3 separate regions of the Mus musculus genome follow, and all the other regions are linked to region 2. The links are chromatin contacts, found by Hi-C or POLR2A ChIA-PET in ENCODE. All regions are on one chromosome and are shown on one strand. Each heading gives the region's core, a stretch centred on a gene start or an enhancer-like site at or near the end of the contact. The rest is flanking DNA. Distances are from core to core; before and after follow the strand shown.

Region 1 (2,700 bases), core at 155-2,654, 98 kb after region 2:
AGTTGGGGGTGGGGCAGCAAGTCGGGAGCCCAGAACTGGGCAGGGCAGGGAGCAAGAGCTAGCTGGTGTGAGCGCGCGGGTCTGCCTGAGGACTTGGGCTGTGGTTCTCAAGCTTGTCCTAATGCCTTTCCGCCAGTGAGAGCATTGTGAACTATTTCCTTCCTCTGGGTCACAGAACCCCTCCCTCTTTCTCAGTTCAGGAGCCTCTCTCGACTTTTTCTTAGGGGCCGGGGTTGGAAGGGCTCAGCTTTTGTGACTTTCGTAACGCGGATGCTGCCTTTCCCTTCCCGGTAGGAAGCGGGGAGGGGGGGGGAGGGGAACTCGGTTTCCTTCCACCCCATCACCCAACCCTCCTTCCCCCCACACCGTTCCCCCCCGCCGCCGCTTTGGACTTGATACTGAAGTGGGGAATCTTAGATGCATCTGTCCGCCTGGCCTGCGGCCTGCAGCAGCTGCTGTTAAGATTTTGGAAGAACGCAGACTAGAAGGGAGTTGCTTCTCCAATGAAGAAGAGAAAGCAGAAATCCCTTTTTTTTTTTTTTTTTTTTTTTTTTTTGTCTCTAGGGAACTAAAGCTGGTTCCAGATAGACTATTCTGGAAAAAGCCAAGATACACACACACACACACACACACACACACACACACACATCGCCCCACCCCCACCCCCCACCCCAGAGGTCTCTAGGTAGGACTTGAGGAAACTGTTAAGGTCGTTCCACGTGGATTTTTAGAATCCAGAGTTGGAGAGGTGCTCTATGAACCACCACCACCACCACCACACACACACACACACACACACTCTCTCTCTCTCTCTCTCTCTCTCTCTCTTCCTCTCTCTTTCTTTTCTCTTCCTGAGAAGCGCAGAATCAACACTTTGCCCAAGAAAAGCTGGGGTAAAGAGAAGGACGCTTTAGCCATGGTGCCCATGGAAACGTAGACGAGACGGAAAAGTAGGGTGCTTTTTAAGAAAAGGCAGCTGTAGCTAATAGCCCACTTTGGGGCAGAAGAGGCTCTGACTAGGGGAGAAAAGGAATGTTGAGGAATCTTTTCAATTCGACCCTCTTTCTTGGAAACTGCAGCCCAGCCGGGGCACAGGAAGGGCGACAGGAAGCAGGGTGGTCCGGGAATCAGCAGCCGAGAGATGAAGTTAAAGGTTCACTCTTTTCCCCAGAGCAGCCAGCGCTGTACAAAGTGCTGGTCCCAGCGCTGTTTCGGCGTCTTACACCCCCAGAGTGACGAGCTGTGGCGTGAGGCCAGGGCGGAGGCTGCCCCCTCCCCCTTCAGGCCCCGAGGCGCAGAGCTCGGTTTAGCACCGACTGAGCTCAGGGGGCGGTGTCGCAGTGTTGGGGGAAGGAGGGGCTCCTATGTGGCTATAAAGGGGCGGCCGGGGCTGCCTGGTCCTTGCACTCGCTAGAAAGCAGCTCCGAGCTAGGTGCTATCGCAAGGCCAGAGCGCACAGCCCGGCGGAGAGAGCAGATCCTTGCTCAGATCGAGTCAAATCGGGGCCAAGGCGGAGGACGAAGAGTCCAGGCTCCTATTCTGGACTTGTTCCCCAGCTCCGGGGGCGCTTCTAGGTCCTGCAGCAGCCAGCAGTGCGGAGCCACCAACTCGGTGCTGGAATGAAAAAATTCCCGCGCGCCAGTGCAGAATCTTTCTAAGTGACCCGGAGCTTCGGGTGCTAGCTCTGCACGAACTTTCCCATCAAAGTGATCGTGAATTTTAAGCATCAGGAGCAGGCCAGCGAAGCTCTACGCGTCTAAACGTCTATCCAGACCAAGAGTTCTCTGCGGTGCAGGGTGCGGTGCCATGCAGCCAAAAGTCCCTTTGGGGTCACGCAAGCAGAAGCCCTGCTCCGACATGGGGGACGTCCAGCGGGCAGCGAGATCTCGGGGCTCTCTGTCCGCACACATGCTGTTGCTGCTCCTCGCTTCCATAACAATGCTGCTATGTGCGCGGGGCGCACACGGGCGCCCCACGGAGGAAGATGAGGAGCTGGTCCTGCCCTCGCTGGAGCGCGCCCCGGGCCACGATTCCACCACCACACGCCTTCGTCTGGACGCCTTTGGCCAGCAGCTACATCTGAAGTTGCAGCCGGACAGCGGTTTCTTGGCGCCTGGCTTCACCCTGCAGACTGTGGGGCGCAGTCCCGGGTCCGAGGCACAACATCTGGACCCCACCGGGGACCTGGCTCACTGCTTCTACTCTGGCACGGTGAACGGTGATCCCGGCTCTGCCGCAGCCCTCAGCCTCTGTGAAGGTGTGCGTGGTGCCTTCTACCTACAAGGAGAGGAGTTCTTCATTCAGCCAGCGCCTGGAGTGGCCACCGAGCGCCTGGCCCCTGCCGTGCCCGAGGAGGAGTCATCCGCACGGCCGCAGTTCCACATCCTGAGGCGAAGGCGGCGGGGCAGTGGCGGCGCCAAGTGCGGCGTCATGGACGACGAGACCCTGCCAACCAGCGACTCGCGACCCGAGAGCCAGAACACCCGGAACCAGTGGCCTGTGCGGGACCCCACGCCTCAGGACGCGGGAAAGCCATCAGGTATAAGAGTGACCCCCATCTCTCAGTCTTTACGAGGCGTGACTTGGGGTCACACTCCAGATCGCCTCTAAATGCGAATGACTCAGACTTGCAGTGAATTGAAGTTCTGGGTCGTGACCTTCCCGCTCCCCCCCCCAAAAAAAGTGTGACCATACTCTGCT
Region 2 (2,700 bases), core at 17-2,516:
TGTAAGTGTGCCTGCTCTCCTCTGAAGGAGTGGAGTTAAAAGGGATGGAGATGTGTAAATTATCCCGGGGTGTGTGCAGAGACCAGTACTGGACCCTGGCACAGGTCAACTTGCTGTGAGAAAGTCACTAGGGTTTCCTTTCACCTTCTTAGAATTGATAATTAGAGGAAACAAAGGATGGAGGAACTGAGTAGCAGGGGCCATGCCACCTGCCTACTAATAACCACCAATCACCTCCCCTCAAGTATTCTTCCCTGGGATATGAGCTTTGAAAATGAGAGGGCTGACAGTGAGTGGCTGACTTATAAGAAGAGTAGCAAGTAAACAAACAAAGGAGTGTTTGCCAGAAAGTGTGAGCACAAATGTAAAAGTCTGGGGTGGGGGTGCAGATTCCCCTTCAAGAGTTAACTCTTTCCCACCCTGACATCCTACAGCTCAGAGTTCCAGTGGCTGGGATAAGTGACAGATTGTGGGCACTGACCAACTATGCCCTGGAAAAAAAGCTGGGAGTACCGCCATTTATACACAAAGCCAAGGACTTCCCAGGCCGCAGCCGGCCCTGTTGGGGTCACCGCAGTGCTGCATGCCCAGAGACGCGCCAGGAAGCACCGGTGGCTGCCTGGCTGCTCAGCTGATGGCCGGGAGAAGTTAGTCACCCCTAGCCCGAAGTCAGCAAGTGTTGGAACGTGAACAAGCTAGGAGATGAGGAGGCTGGAAATCAGCTACCGGGACCGACTGGAGAGAACCAGGGAAAAGAGAGAGGGACTTGGGGTTGCACAGGCGGCTGCCCTGACCAGTGAAGTTACCAGGTCTACAAGGCCAGAGCGCACTGGCCGGCAAAATGAAGCAAGAACTTCATATCCCGCTCAAGAACAGCAAGGGGAAGGAGGCAGAGAGAGACTTTAAAAACACACCAAAACACCCCTTCAGGAGATGAGGTAAGCCGAGGTTAGCCAACCCCGATTGGTTGTGAAATACCACACAGAACCGGAGTTGCTGTGGCTTTAAATGAGGCCAAGAGAATTTTCTTGTTTTCTGCCCAAATACTTTTTCTCTCTCAATCTCTTTCTCACCCTTACTCCCTCCTTTGTCCCTCCTTCCACCTTGCTAGGTTCTGGCCCCTTCCTCCTTCCCGGTCTGCCTTTCCTCGATCACCCTCCTCCTCTCGCTGCTCCCTCCCCCATCAGATTAGGCGCGGACCGGGAAGGGTGGGAGTGGTGGGGGAAGCTCTCCCTTTAAGAGGCAGCGTGCAGTGACGAATTGTTGAAATTGCCATTGCAGGATGGCACGCCGCTATAAATTCATTGTCCCACCTCCTCGCATCTTCACAGCGCCTGAGCCGCTCTCCGCGCCCGTAGCAGCCGACTGGGGATGATCCCGGGCGGGAGGACGCGGCAACGGAAGGGACCGGGACGCGCCGCCTCGCTGGCTCTCCGCAGGCCGCCTCCTAGCTTTTGATTTTAAACATTTTTAGGTGTTTCCTTTGCTTGCTTTCTTTCCTTTTCTTTTCTCCCGTCTCATTTCTCCCTGCCTTCGGGTTCCAGCGGAGCCGAGGAAGCCCTGAGAATAAGAAAGGAAGTGGGTCGGAGCTTGGAAGCTTTGCAGCCCGCCAGCCCCGGGCTTCGAGGGGGCGGGAGCGGACGCGCACCAGTTGCGGGCCAGCGCGGTCGCCCTTCTTACTCTCTTAGCTCGTTTGTTTTGATCTGTTTGTGCAAAGATCTTGTCTGCGTTGGGCCTCTCTCCTTTTTTGTATTTGGTTGCTCTCCACCTCTTGGCTTTTACTCCCACCAACACCACCCTTTATTTAATTTTTTTTCTTTTATTTTATTTAAAATTTTTCTTCCTCCGTCTCTTGGACCTCCATTCCAAACATTTTCCAAACCAACAAAGAAAAAGTTCTCACAGTGGCACCGGTGCCAGGCCAGGCTGGCTCTCTGCTGCGGATTCCCCCTACCCTTTCCTGGACACTTGACTCAACCTTGCACGCCAGTGTGTAGAGTGTGCGGCTGTGGGTGGGTGGGTGGGAGGGCGAGCCCCCCACCCCCGCCCCTGAAACTTCTATAGCAAATAGCAAGCATCCAGCTAGACTCAGTCGCGCAGCCCCTCCCGGCGGGCAGCGCACTATGCGGCTCGAGTGGGCGCCCTTGTTGCTGCTACTGCTGCTGCTGAGCGCGTCCTGCCTGTCCCTGGCCGCTGACAGCCCCGCCGCGGCACCTGCCCAGGATAAAACCAGGCAGCCTCAGGCTGCAGCAGCGGCCGCCGAGCCGGACCAGCCGCAGGGGGAGGAAACACGGGAGCGAGGCCATTTACAACCCTTGGCCGGGCAGCGCAGGAGCGGCGGGCTGGTCCAGAATATAGACCAACTCTACTCTGGCGGTGGCAAAGTGGGCTACCTTGTCTACGCGGGCGGCCGGAGGTTCCTGCTGGACCTGGAGAGAGATGACACAGTGGGTGCTGCTGGTAGCATCGTTACTGCAGGAGGAGGGCTGAGCGCATCCTCTGGCCACCGGGGTCACTGTTTCTACAGAGGCACCGTGGACGGCAGCCCTCGATCCCTAGCTGTCTTTGACCTCTGCGGGGGTCTCGATGGCTTCTTTGCAGTCAAGCATGCGCGCTACACTCTAAAGCCACTCCTGCGTGGGTCCTGGGCAGAGTATGAACGAATTTATGGGGATGGATCTTCCCGCATCCTGCATGTCT
Region 3 (2,700 bases), core at 66-2,565, 110 kb before region 2:
GTGGGATGCAGGACGACCCTCTAGAAAGCACCAAAGTCCTGGAAAGTAATAGACTCACAGAGTGTCTTTCCTTGTGAGGCATTTCCCATGGGGAAAGAGAGGTCTTTGTGCTATGAAGCCATCATTCTAAATGCTGGGGAATGTATGCATCATCTATTAAAGGGAAACTAGATGGAGTATATCAGTAGACTTTAAAACCATCATTAAAAATTAATGCACTATCTTGTTCATATTATATTAACAGAGTTTTAAAATCATCATCTATCTAATCATTTAACATGCATCTATGCTTGACAGGATATATCAACTCTGGAAGCTGTATTTCATATTCAGTTTGACAAATATTTATTAGAGATATGTACTGCTTCACATTCTAACCCAGCAACATAACATAGATCTTTTCTAAATGAGGTTAAGTAGTAAAAATAATATATGTCTTAGGGCTTGGGAGTTCAATATAATGCCAAAACATTTTCCAATACAATTTAAGTTTGCAGCAATAGTAATATGATGATATACATTGAAATATTCTATGGAATAATGAAATATTATTTCTACACAGTATTCAAAATGGAGGCATGCATCTATCAAGTCACCAGCACAGCATATTTTGTAAAATATATGCAAAGTGTAATTTATTGTTCTCACTTAAACAAAAATCAATAAACTGATGCAGCTTGCAAGCTGGCACCAACAGAAAGCAACTCAAATGAGGGCTTTCTGCAAATGACAAAGAGGTATGTTGACAAGGCAGTCAGCACTTATAGTTATTATACTATAGTCTAAAAAGCCACATGTCAGAAAAACACAAATATCCTGAGAGCTGTAATAGAGGATAGATTGTCCTTATTGAAATAGAAATGTAAATGTATTTATTAATCTTAACTTATGTATACAAGCTATGGTGGAAATATGACCAACATTTTAAACATTTGTTTAAAATAGGTATTATATCATCAGGATAATATTTTGGTATATTATTCAAATAACTTAGAGACTTACACCCCCCCACACACACACACACCCAAAAGTTGACTTTCCTGTTTACAATCTTGTCAATGGGTCTTTGAGAGGAGTCATTCTTTCTAGGCCCGTGGGTGATCTTCTTCATGAGTTTGAACAAATGAAGTTTGGGGACTGAGTCGGAACAGGGATTCTTTAGCAGCTGAGGACTTCTTAATTCCTATTTTGGGGTTGGATAGGTCATGGCTTCTTACTCCTCGGAGGCCATGTAGGCCATGAGGTTCACCATCCTCTTGGTCTAACCATATTATCATTCAAAGGGACGAGTCTTACAAAGTGCTCACTGGGAGCAATGCCAGAGCCAGCATCAAAAGTAGATGAGTGTGTGTCACTATTAAAATTGAAGCAGACAACCAGGTCCTTAATATAGCTCAGGATGCCCTCAAGTGCACCATATATAGCCTGTTACACCCACTGCCTTATTGATGTCATCATACTTGGCAATCAAACTTAATGTCATTATACTTTCTCTGGGTGGCATGTCAGATCTGTGGTGGACACTTTAGGAGTAGCAACACAGAAGGCTATGCCAGAGAGCTTCCCGTTCAGGCTATGCCAGATGACTTTGCCCACAGCTTTGGCAGCAACAGTGAATATTTCATCCTACCACAAGGACACTTGCTCAACCATATTCATTGCTGTTCTAGTTCCAATAGCCAAAATTGGAAACAACCTAGCTGCTCCTCAACAGATGAATGAATAAAGGAAATGTACATTTACATAATAGAGTCCTATTCAGCATAAAAAATGATATCATGAAATTTTCTGGCAGATGAATAAAAAAAAACTAAGCAAAATAAACCAGACCCAGAAAGATATAAATATAGTATTATGTGCTTGTATGTGAATATTAGCTATTAAGTAAAAGACAACCAACCTACAATCTACACATGCAGAAAAATTGGTTTTCGATGATGGGATTGGAGAGATACATGCATCTACCTGGAAAGAAAAAATAGAATATATTTTATGGGCAGTGTGGGTGTGAATGGAAGGACTGGAACAGAAGGATCCGTTGTGGAAAGCAGGAATGTCTACTTATAAATTGAGAAAGATATAAAAAGTGAAACTTAAATTCATGAAATGGGCTGAAGAGTGTAGATTCACAGTGCTATTTAGGATAAAGCAGTGGTTGTTTATTGCATTCATAGACAGTTTAGCCACCAACTCTCTCCTTTAGCAAGTGCAGAGAGGAAATGAGTGTTTAACCTGACTCTCCTTTATAAATTAGCCTTGAATAAATCACGATCTACAGAAACTTTTATTAAAACTAAAACCAAAACTACCACTACCACCACCACCACCACCACCACCACCACCACCAGCACCACAATAACAACAACAACAACAATAACAAAACCCTGGCTAACATAGACTAAAGGAATAACAGAAGTACAATACAATCATTTGTTCAATCAAACAAAACAAATTAACTCATCAATTATTATCGGTGGCACCTAATGTCACAAAAGGTCAAACACCTAAATGTCATGTGTGTCCTAATGGAGGACACATAGGATCAGTTGTCGAATATTCCAGTCAGAAAACAGGAGACTGAATTAGTTCAAGCATCTGCTTCTAACTGAGAATGTAATGACCTTACACAAAGTAGTTAGCAACCTCTAAAACAATGCACATTTTTTGTTTCAGCAAAAATTACAAACATGAATGAATTGG

Evidence for each region. Hi-C counts contacts between places; a loop is a spot of excess contacts on that map. ChIA-PET counts read pairs that join two places held with the same protein, here RNA polymerase II (POLR2A).
Region 1: POLR2A ChIA-PET joins it to region 2 with 54 read pairs in Patski. The contact joins the promoter of Adamts1 here to the promoter of Adamts5 in region 2. POLR2A ChIA-PET finds 5 or more read pairs at or near these places in 2 of 5 experiments (Patski and embryonic stem cell).
Region 3: a map of gastrocnemius shows a loop between it and region 2 (2.4-fold over the local background). The contact joins the enhancer-like site here to the promoter of Adamts5 in region 2. A Hi-C loop is called at or near these places in 2 of 37 maps with a recorded cell type or tissue (gastrocnemius and left cerebral cortex). POLR2A ChIA-PET finds 5 or more read pairs at or near these places in 2 of 5 experiments (Patski and embryonic stem cell).

What each region holds. Positions count from the first base shown.
Region 1 is chr16:85,801,817-85,804,516 of GRCm38, reverse strand. Adamts1 (a disintegrin-like and metallopeptidase (reprolysin type) with thrombospondin type 1 motif, 1) reads left to right here and starts at 1,404. Exons shown (of 9, transcript NM_009621.5): 1 at 1,404-2,539. The coding sequence starts at 1,807.
Region 2 is chr16:85,899,691-85,902,390 of GRCm38, reverse strand. Adamts5 (a disintegrin-like and metallopeptidase (reprolysin type) with thrombospondin type 1 motif, 5 (aggrecanase-2)) reads left to right here and starts at 1,266. Exons shown (of 8, transcript NM_011782.2): 1 at 1,266-2,700. The coding sequence starts at 2,124. It overlaps Gm46558 (a long non-coding RNA gene), which reads right to left and starts at 2,591. Exons shown (of 3, transcript XR_001781962.2): 1 at 2,394-2,591; 2 at 1-1,560.
Region 3 is chr16:86,014,371-86,017,070 of GRCm38, reverse strand. No RefSeq gene overlaps it. Among named protein-coding and RNA genes, the nearest start is that of Adamts5, 110 kb to the right of the region's middle. Within about 2 kb of position 1,315, at least 1 of the 3 ENCODE cell types and tissues checked has a DNase peak (open chromatin) inside an H3K27ac peak, as active enhancers do; it is gastrocnemius, where a contact is called at or near this core.